Regions from separate parts of the Mus musculus genome. Here region 1 is linked to region 2. A link is a loop called in an ENCODE intact Hi-C map of the cell type or tissue named here. Cell type or tissue: left cerebral cortex. All regions are shown on one strand. Each heading gives the region's core, and the rest is flanking DNA. Links, peaks and the distances in the headings are about the cores only.

Region 1 (5,380 bases), core at 279-5,278, 120 kb after region 2:
AGGATTCCGAGAGGTTTTGTGATTGGTAGATTCTTGTGATCTCCGCAACGGACCGGAAGCGCTCCATCCCTACCTCTTTAAAGCCACACACACCCTCTTCACCCTCCCATCCCACCTAGCCCTGTCCCCAGTCACCACCTGTGTGCCACATCTCCAGAACTCTGTTCCACTGAGACCACTCCACAGATGGAGTCACTCATTATGTCACCCTTTGAGACCAGAACTTCTTTCTCACTCATAATCACCTTGAAACTTACCCAGGTCGCTCCCTGTCCATTCCGCTGACCCAGTCACAGATAAGCTCTCCCTGCATTTGGCTCTTACAAATAAAGCTACTACTGTCAAGACTCACGAACGTGTTTTTGTGTGGACATAGAGCTCTCTTTCTTTTTTTAAATTTTGAAGCTGGCTCTCAGTATGTAGCCCAGGCAGGCCTCCTCCTCAAGGTTCTCCTTAAACTGCCAAGTAGCTTTTTATTTCTTTAGGGCTAATGCCTAAGGGTACAATTGTGGAGCCACACAGTACACACATGTTTAACTGTCTTAACTACTCTAAGGCAGTTACAGCACTGCATGCTTGTAATTCTAATACTTTGGAGACTGGGGCAGGTGGATCGAGAGTTCAAGGCTAGCCTGAGCTACAAAGACCAGATATATATAATTTTTTTGCATTTCCAAGTTTTTCAGATTGGCATTGATTTTCTTTTCTCTCTTTATTTTTTTTTTAAGATTTATTTATTGTTCTACTTAAGTACACTGTAGCTGTCTTCAGACACACCAGAAGAGGACATCAGATCCCATTACAGATGGTTGTGAGCCACCATGTGGTTACTGGGAATTGAACTCAGGACCTTTGGAAGAGCAGTCAGTGCTCTCAACCGCTGAGCCATCTCTCCAGCCTGGCATTGATTTTTCTATGTGAATATTTATTTTATGTATATGAGAGTTTTTTGTGTGCACTGTTTGTATATCTGGTGCCTGCGGAGGTCAGAAGAGGGCACTGGATTCCCTGGAACCGGAATTAAATCGGCCTAAGAGCTGGTGCATGGGTACTGGGAACCCAACCCAGGTCCTCTGTAAGGGCAACAATTGCGCTTACTGCTGAGCCAACACTCCACCCACCCAGCCAGCAATGATATTTTAAAGTATGTTTTAGAAACAGAACACCTGGGCTGGGGTTGTTCAGCCCATCCGTAGAGCACTTGCTGCTTGCATCCTGGGTCCCACCACAAGCACTGGGACTTTTTAAAATGACATAGGGTGTTTTGTATTGTTTTGTTTTTTTTTAAAGACAAAACCAGGGGGCTGGAGTGATGGCTCAGTGAGATAAGAGCACTGACTGTTCTTCCAGAGGTCCTAAGTTCAATTCCTAGCAACCACATGGTGGCTCACAAGCATCCTCATGGGATCTGATGCTCTTTTCTGGTGTGCATGAAGACAGCTACAGTGTACTCACATACATAAAATAAAAAGATCTTAAAAAAAAAAAAGACAAAACCAAGAGTGTTGACAATGTTGCTGAATCAGATCATTTATTTAAAGGATCCAGGGAACCCCTACCTTGATCAGGTGAGTGATCCAACCTTAAACCGGACTCTCTCTTCCCCTAGGTGTGGTGCAGATAATGGAGGTGATTTTGAATGCCATGGTTCTCATATGCATCGTGGCTTCCTATTTTGTCCTGGCCGGATTCAGCGCCAGCTTTGCCAGCGGCAGCGGCTTCGGAAATAACTATTACTCACCTTTTGAGGGCACCGAGTTGGAGCAGGTTCGGCAGCTGGACCAGCAGTACACGATCCTGCGGTCGCCCCTGATCTACGGCGGCGTGGCTGTCTCCCTGGGGCTGGGCGTCCTCACTATGGGCGTTTTACTGCAGGGAGCTAAGAGTCTAAGGAAGCTGCCCAGGAGATGGCTGCTGCTGGAGGCCGCCTTCAGCCTCCTGGCCGCGGTGGGCTACTGCGTCGCCATTGGCTTTTACCTGTATGCGGCGTTGCGCATCAATTCCACCGACACTTGCAAAACCAGAGAAAGAGTCTACGCCCGCAAGGGCCTCACCTGGATGAACTGCCAGCTGGCGGGCACCGATGGGGCAGCAGCCACCTTCGCTTGTCTTCTAGTGATTTTATACGCGGCCAGCGTGGTGATGGCCCTGCGGGCCTACCGAGAACAGAAGCACTACAAAGACAGCCAGGAACAACACAGAAATTACCGTGATGTTCCAGAATACCTGTGGTCCGGGACGCTCTAAGGAGAGCTGGAACCTCCTTTGTTCCTCCCCTACAAGCACAACGTGATTTCCCATACTTGATTCCTAAGCTCCCTCAGTGCTCAGGCACCTGAGCAGAGTAAAGTTGTGAAAGGAGACCAATCAGTCTGCTGGACCACTCCAATGAAAGCTTAGGGGGCGGAGGTGGGGCGGGGCGGGATCATTCTTTGAAAATAGGGCTCTGCCTTGTGGTAAGGCTATAGTGTTAATTAAGTAGGAGACCAGCCAGAGAAGACACATCAGAGAGTAGCATGTGCCGTGCTACAGTAGAACTCCTCCCTCAAACTGTAAATAACTGTAGTGGGAACCGCATAAAGGCAATGGGGAGGGGCTGGAGAGATGGCTCAGCTGTTAGGGGCACTGGCTACTCTTGCAGAAGACCCAGGTTCCCTTCCCAGCACCCACTGTGTCTCACAATGGTCCGCAAGTCGTCTGGGAAAGGAGGGATCCAACGCCCTCTGCTGGACTTCAAGGGCACTGCATGAATGCCGTGTACCTATATGCATATAATTTTACACTTTTTTTTCTTTTTCTTTCTTCCTTTTTTTTTTTTTTTTTTTTTTGCGGGGGGGGGGGCAACAGCACACTACTAGGCAGTTGTGGGGCTGGGTTCAAATGAGTAACTCCCAGTGGCCAGAGGAAAATATTTTCCACTAGCTGTGCCATGTACATTTGTGGGGAGGAAGGTTATGCCATTGGAATTAACTTTTGATTTTTCTCTTTTAAAATACAAGTCCTTGATGGCCAGAGGGATGGCTCAGCAGGCGAAGGTGCCTGCTGCCAAGCCAGATAAATGGCCTGAGTCTGACCCCTGGGGCCCACATGGTGGAGAAAGAATGGACTCCCTCAGGCTGTTCTCCAAGCTTACACCCTGACATCTGCACTCACACCCCATGTAGAAATCGGAAAACAGGGGCTGGAGAGAGATGGCTAGCTGGTCGAGAGCCATTTACTGCTCTTGCAGAGGACTCTAGGTTCAGTTCCCAGCCCCTAACATGGCAGCTCACAACCATCTGTAACTCCGGCTCCAAGGATCCAACCTGCCTGAGGGCACAGGCACACAGGTCATGCACACGCAGGCAGGCAGGCAGGCAGGCGAACATCCAAACATAAAATAAAAACGAAGGAATTCTTAAGAAATGAGGCAAAGCTCAGGGAGAATTAATCAGGGAAATCTCTATTGTCACCCTTGGCCTGGTAGTGATTAGTGTCCCGCACTAAGGCTTGATAAGTGACAAAGAAACTTTGACAATCGCCAAAATCACATGTGTGCCCTTCAACAAAAGACTGGCACCCCCAGGGCACTGTTTTCATGATTTCTCTGTGTTCCTATTGTTATCTCTGCCCACCTTGGATCTTTCACTGGATAAGGTAGACTGACTATGTGACCCCAGCCCTGTGTCCGGTTGGCTCCTGGGTGGCAGCTCCTCTTCTGATTAGAACCCATCAGGGAGTAAACTAACCACACTGCCACAAGTCCAGAGTTCAGTACTAGAAACCCTCTAGCAAACCCGATGGGATTCACTATTTGTCGGGTTACGCTGACTTGTCATTCGTGTGCTACAAATGAGGAGGCAAGGTCCAAGAAGGGCAAGGGCTGATGTTCCTTACCAGCGACTCACTGCAGAACATTATTGTTCAGTGGTATAGAAGTTCTTCCTATCTACCACTTTGGCACAAATGACCGAAGCTGTGACTTCTGTTCAATGTTAAACTGCTTTAAACAGGTTAACTTTCCCACAGTCACAAAACCTGTAAGCAGCGGAGATAAGACTTGGACACAGAATAGAGGGATGGCTTAGCAGTTATGAGGATGCTTTTCCCAGCATCCAATCAGGTGGCCCACAACCTCCTATAACTAAACCTCCAGGGGACCTGCTATCTTCCTCTGGAGTCCACAAGCACATGTGCACACACACACACACACACACACCCATAATTAAAAAGAAAAATAGATCTTAAACACACACACACCACCACCACCACCACCACGGCCCTCTGAGTCATAATAGAGGTGTGTTACAAGTAACAGACAAGTCCTTGTGGCCTTCAGGACGCCGTGGAATATCACTGGCACTGGAAAACAAACTTGAGACCACTTGTGCCACCTCAGCCCATATATCACATGGGACAGAGGTATCAAGAAGCGGGGGTACAGTGCTTGCCTGGCAGGCACACCGAAAGAGCTGAGTGTGCTGCCAAGAAACCAAGTGTTTAAAATGTTGATTCCGGATGAAGAGGAAGCCTGAAAGATGACTTCAACACGGCCTTTACTTGGGCTGAGAGGTAGCTGATCTTGTTTGAAATCCACAGACTAGAAGACACTTGGTGAGAGCAGAGAGAGCAGTAAGCTGGAGGCTTAACTGGACGCTAATTCTCTTGGAAAGCAACACTCACCAAGTCTAAAGTCCTAATGCTCCACTTTAACCTCATGGAAAGAACGCTGCCCAGGGTTGCTTAGCTACCTGACTCCTGCGGTGCCAACAGCTGTGATATACTTAAGGAACTTAACGGCTCATAAACCGGTTTCCTCAGCTAATAGCCCTCATTTGACAACTATGCTGCCTATAGTGACTTTTTTTGTGTCTTACTCGCCCCAAGCCATGGCTGGCTTCAGACTTCTGAGCCTCCTGCCTCCACCTCCTAAGTGCATTTCTTCAACCATAAACTTTAGTGAGTCATCTCTGTTGCCATTCCAGCAGAAAACGGTGCTATGGATTGGGTGTGGTCTGTGTTCTCTACTGTCACAGAAGCCTTGGCCGTGAGATGCCTGGTGCTCTTAGAAACATGACTCATTGGTTACTAGGGTTGACCAGGTCTATCTGGCTGAGCGGCGACCCCTTCCTTCTCCACTCTTCCCTGCGTCACTCCAGAAACAAGCATCTCCCTCTTCACTAACTGCCTGGGTCAGATACTCTGTTATAAGGGCACAAAGCTGACTAGCAGAAAAAATATATACGCTATTTTCATACCGGGGGTGGGGCGGGGGGGGGGAGAATCATTCATTTTGGAGGTCTCCCACGCTCTGGGCCCACACCCACGAAGGATGGGCAGCAGTAACTGGACCTAACAGGAAGTTATAAAGCAAAATGAGGTTGAGAGGGGTAAGCTGGAG
Region 2 (5,380 bases), core at 247-5,246:
AGAATACTACAAGAGTACCAGCTCTTAGTCCCACAGATTCTGAGTCTCAGATTCCATGTTAATGGCTTTTTAATATGTATTTTTTGTTTTCTTCTTAACCCAGCCAGCTCCCAAATAATTGAGACTTGATTGTTATATATATATTTATCAAGCTTCAAGGGCACAACAACTGAGCAGTATTGCTCTATTTTAATCCTCTAAACTAATCCATGTCCCTCCTAGCCCAGATCCCCGAGAAATGTGCATTTTAGTACTTATCTGGCTTTCTCTAATCCAGATGTTTTACTCCTGGTGTCTCTGGAACTCTCTCCATATGGTTAATCCTCAGTTCCTCTCTCTCCTCCTCCCCTGGCTGGGAGAATGCCCAGTCCTTACCTTATCAGAGTAGCAGATAGTCTCTGTTTCCCTCTAAAGATGACACCAAAGACAAATTTATTGCTGGGCATGCAGAGTGGAACATATCTGCTCAACACTCAGGAAGCCAAGACAGGAGGATTGTGAATTCAAGGCCAGCCTGGTGTTTGAATAAGCCAATAGTGTGTCGCTATGCTGAATTCCACACCCCTAAGCCCCTTACCCCATAATAACCCCTAGCTTTCGAGCCTCGTGGCCGACATCTGTTATCTCCTGTGTGGATGCATGTCAGTCTGGAGCTCCGTCATTAAACGACCTCATGTAATTACATCAGGGCGGTCTATTCATGATTCTTTGGGTGCACGCCGGATTGGGAATTGAGTGGGGGTTTCCTCATTAGGTTCTATCACTAAGATGGATATACTAATTACCACCAAAGCAGAGAAGAACAGAACCTCAGTGGACACATCGCATTGCCTCCCAAGCTTTCCTTGGCTCAGGCGTTTGAACAGTGTGGCTTCCATGGTCTAGTCTTCCTTGTATATTCTAAAGACTTTTGAACATATGCTACCTCTAAGCCAAATGATACAGAACTTACACAGATTATGTGGAAGAGGGCCTATGCTTTAAGTGCTAGCCATGGAATCATTAAGACTCAGGGTCATGAAACAAAATAACAGACTGAAGAAAGGCAGAAGCAATGGGTGAGCGCTTGCATTTTAAAATTCCACACCCTGAAGATGCCCCTAAAGGTTAAGGGCACTTAGTTATGGCAAGACAGAGAGAAAGGAAGTTACAACGGTACTTAAAGCAAGACCCTTAAATGCCACATGACTGCCTACTGCGTGGGTCTCAGCCGCAGGTCCACAGGGGGGCTCCTGAAGATGACTGAACTACACAAAAATCGTGATGACCGCAATGTCTAGTTGTCAGACTCTCTAACCCTGAACCTCGGCCCTGCCGAGAACACGCTGTTCTGATTCTGCCTATGTGGTCACCCTTCCTTATTTAATTCTGGAAATGAATGACAGCCCACAAAACAGCTCTATATTCCTAAAAATTGACATTGTGTCTCGGTTCTGGTTACTATTGCTGTGATAAAACACCAGGACCAAAAGCAGAGTGGGTAAGAAAGGGTTTATTTGGCTTACACTTCCATGGCACTGAAGGAAGTCTGGGAAGGAACTCAACAGTGCAGGGACCTTAGAGGCCTGGAGCTGATCCAGGGGCCATGGAGGGGTGACTGCTTACTGGCTTGCTCAGCCTGCTTTCTTATAGAACTCAGAACCACCAGCCCATGGGTGGCCCCACCCACAATGGGCTGGGTCCTCCCCTCCCCCATCAATAGCTACTAAAGAAAATGCTCTACAGACTCACCTACAACCTGATCTTCTGGAGGCATTTTTCTCAGTTGAGGTTCCCTCTTTCAGATAACTCTAGTTGGTATCAAGTTTATGTAAAATTATCCAGCATGCATTGCAACACACTTAAAGCCATCCTCTTATATATACAGTGTAAGATTGGCTTAATTTCAGCATCCAGGTTACCTAAGACTCCTCTGATGTTGTTTAGGTTTTTTTTTTTACTTTGAGGGTAAGTGAATGGGTCCAGGACCTCAGAAGGCAGGTCAGGGTAGACAAAAAACAAAAAACAAAACAAACAAACAAACAAACAAAAAATCCAGACATGCAGTCGGGCTGGTAAACAACAGTCTGAAAAGGAAGAGCCAAGCCATTCAAGACTCTGCAGTTTGTGCTTGTTGGGTTGTTTGGTGTCATCAATGGAAACTGGACATTTGTCATTAACTGACTGTCCATTGACTAAGCATCTAGAACTTTTCTCACTGCCAAGAGAGCTTCCACCAGGAAAAAAAAATGTACTGCCACTTCAGACCAAACCTTCTCATTAGTTAGCCTTCTAGAATGAAACCTCTTTGATTCCATAAATACCACTCTCATCTTTCACTGCTGTCCTTACAGGGGACGATAGGCCTCAATCCGTTTAGACACTCCCTGCCTCCCACTTTGCTGCTGCAGGTGGGAGCAAAGCCATGACACATACATGCTCACTCTGCCCCATATACATACAATAGCATGTGCACTGTGGTCAAAGTTCATCTGATCAACTTGATCCAACCCTCCACCCGACACCAAAGGGCCATGCTGCTTGTGTTTAAGGACGCCCAGCAGAGGGCGCACACGACCTATGAGGCTGGAGCGGTACATTCTGCTTTCTTGATTATCTTCCTGAGAAAGGACTTGCCTAGAATTTGATGGTTGAGGCAGGATAGTTCCTAGGGTAGCCTATCTTTTATACCTCCCGACAATCTACAGTAACTTCTGCGTATCAAACCTCAAATTTTTGTAAGAGTGACCCTTTCCTACCTTTTAAGGCATCACAACTCCATCTTCTCATAAGCTCTAGCATCTGGATTAGAGTCTAGTCGTTCCTCAGGCTCTGGTGCCTGGTCAGCTATGTGAGTATGACAAGGGCATCCTCGGACCCTCCCACTCATGGGCTCTTCGCCTCCTCACTGCCTTGGGCTTGGTTGATGCAGCATAGCAGACCTTCCTTCTCATTCAGCTCTCCTACAAACTGTTTCTTTTTCATTCATCTGACCAACTGGGCAGAGACAAGTATATCCTGGTCTCTGCTAACAGAGTCAGTTTCAGCCCAATTCCCTGTCACTGTCCACTTAAGACCAACATCACTACTCAAATCGTTGATAACAGCACTTAAATATTCCTGGAATCCAACTCCCCTTTACCTTAGCAACACCTCTCTGGTACCTGCAGACACTCACCAGCTCTGATGTAATACTACACTGACTATATCTTCTGTCCAGCTGATGACAAGCCCTGGAAAGTCTTTTTTTTTTTTTAATATCTTGAGTGACTCAACACTAAATTCGGTGATTCTTGTTAGAAACTTGTGAGAAAGGAATTTGCAAGAGCCCTCCAGGTGACCCTTGGTGCATAGTAATGTCTAAGAAACCTGGATTACAGGCTAAGACCCAGGGCCAGGAACTGTTGTGTCAGATGGGAAGCAGACTGAAAAAAAAAAGCCACAACAAGCTTATACACAGAAACTCCACCTGGGAGAAATCTGCACGCAAAGTCCTACAAAAGGAATAACCCTAAATGTGGGGTGGGAGAAGTAGGAAAGATGGAGGTAGCCTCTCTCCAGGGAGAAGAGAGGTGTCAATGATCAGTCTTGAACCTGTCCGACGAAAAGACAATATTGTCAGTGATTTCTACAAGAGTATATCAGTGGCCCAGCACGCCAGTTAGCAATCCCTGGGAGTAGGTTTACCCCAAGCACCGTGGAGACCCTGGAGATCAAACTCAGGCAGTCAGATTAAGCGGCAAGCACCTTGACCTACTGAGCATCTTTCCAGTCATTGTAGAGGATTTCACATAGTTAGGGTTTTTTTTTTTTTAATCATGTGTGTACTGTGTGTGGTGGTAACATGCGTGTGAATGCAGGTCCCTGTTGTGTGCAGAGGCACTGGATGGCCTGGGGCTGGAGTTATGGGCAGCTGTGAACTACCTAACATGGGTGCTGGGGAAGTGAACTCAGGTCCTCTGCAAGAGCAGTGTATGCCTTTGCTCCAACCCACAGGGGAAGATGGAAGAGCACATTTATCAGAAAGAGAAGATAACTCTTCTAGTACTATCTCACCTCATTTTTTTATGTTTAAGCCTTTGGTTAACTTGAGATTTTAGTTAGATGTCAAAATAGTTTTTAGTAAGTCCTTATAAAATTGACAGTTATTTTTCTAAAGTTAATTTGGAAGTGGATTTTTTTTTTACAACTCAAAAAGCTAAATTTTTTTCATCTAAAGCTCTTCAGAAATGGTGGCTAAGTTCCCATGTATCCCAGGCTGGTCTTGAACTTGCTATGTGTGGGATGTGGGAAGTCTGAAGGTCCCTGTGCTCACAGATATGGGAAGCAGGAATGTCAAACACAAAATGTTGTTCCTTCCAAGGAACAGATGTCTGACCTGCTATCCACCCAGAAAGCTGGCAGCAGATGTGGTTAATAGCCTAGTGATCTTTGCGCTGTGTGACCAAGACCATCCTGGATCCTTCCCCAGAGCCTCGTTATGAGGTTTTCAATCTGTTGAACCCATCCCTACGGGGAATGTCACAGGTACTTTACAGAGTCTTTATGTCTCTTTGACTAACGTAAGAGGTAGATATTTTGTCTTAAGCTTTGATGTGCATGTGGAATTGAGTTATCACCATGAAAGTTTTCACCAAATTGTGTTGTGCTTAAATATGACTAAAACAAACCACTCACATTCAGACTCCCAAAGTTTGAACCAACTCCAACCACTTAGTCATGTTGAGCCAAGCTACCTTCTGGCTCAGATCATTTCTCTACTGGCTGTGGTGGCACAGAGACCCTCAGAGCTATGTAACCAAGGGTAACATGGAATGAATCCTCCTGCATCCACCTCTGGGATTCAGAAACTACAGGCATGTCCCCAGTTTATACACTGCTGGGGACTGATGATGCAGCTCACGCATACTTGGTGACCACTCTGCAAACTGAGCTAAACCCCTAGCCTCGATTTGTTGTGTCTTAGTCACTGTCCTATTGCTGTGAAGAGACACCATGACCAAGGAAACCCTTACAAAAGAAAACACTTGATTGGGCCTCAATTACAGTTTCAGAGGGTTAGTCTATTATCAACACAGCAGAGAGCATGGAGGCCTGCAGACAGTCATGATTCTAGAGAAGCAGCTGAGAATTCTACATCTGGACCCACAGACAGCAGAAAGAGAAAGTGACACTGGATTTGGCTTGAGCTTTTGAAACCTCAAAGCCCATCCCCCCACCCCACCCCCACCCCTGTGACACAACTCCTCCAACAAGGCCACACCTCCTAGTGCTTCTCAAGGAGTGCCACTCCCTGATCATCACGCGCTGGTAGTCACTCTTATTTAATCCACTACATTTTGAAATCCTAGTCTTGTACATTTCATTTTCACTTTTTACCTGAGGCCAGTTGGCCAGCTAG

The links. Hi-C counts contacts between places; a loop is a spot of excess contacts. Peaks named below come from ENCODE experiments on the same cell type or tissue, not always from the same donor. Only the 100,000 strongest peaks of a DNase experiment are listed, where the experiment ranks them.
Region 1: it touches region 2 in a loop (7-fold over the local background); 1 of 42 quality-filtered maps calls a loop at or near these places.

Annotation. Positions count from the first base shown.
Region 1 is chr8:109,944,892-109,950,271 of GRCm38, reverse strand. It overlaps Marveld3 (MARVEL (membrane-associating) domain containing 3), which reads left to right. Exons shown (of 3, transcript NM_212447.2): 3 at 1,610-2,363. The coding sequence ends at 2,247. Among named protein-coding and RNA genes, the nearest start is that of Marveld3, 15 kb to the left of the region's middle. In left cerebral cortex, for the core only: a CTCF peak has its summit at 2,729 (motif pointing left); DNase peaks (open chromatin) are centred at 1,905, 2,084, 2,710 and 4,976; H3K4me3 peaks cover 1,162 bases; H3K27ac peaks cover 700 bases.
Region 2 is chr8:110,068,953-110,074,332 of GRCm38, reverse strand. No RefSeq gene overlaps it. Among named protein-coding and RNA genes, the nearest start is that of Zfp612, 8.1 kb to the left of the region's middle. In left cerebral cortex, for the core only: a CTCF peak has its summit at 2,533 (motif pointing right); a DNase peak (open chromatin) is centred at 2,550.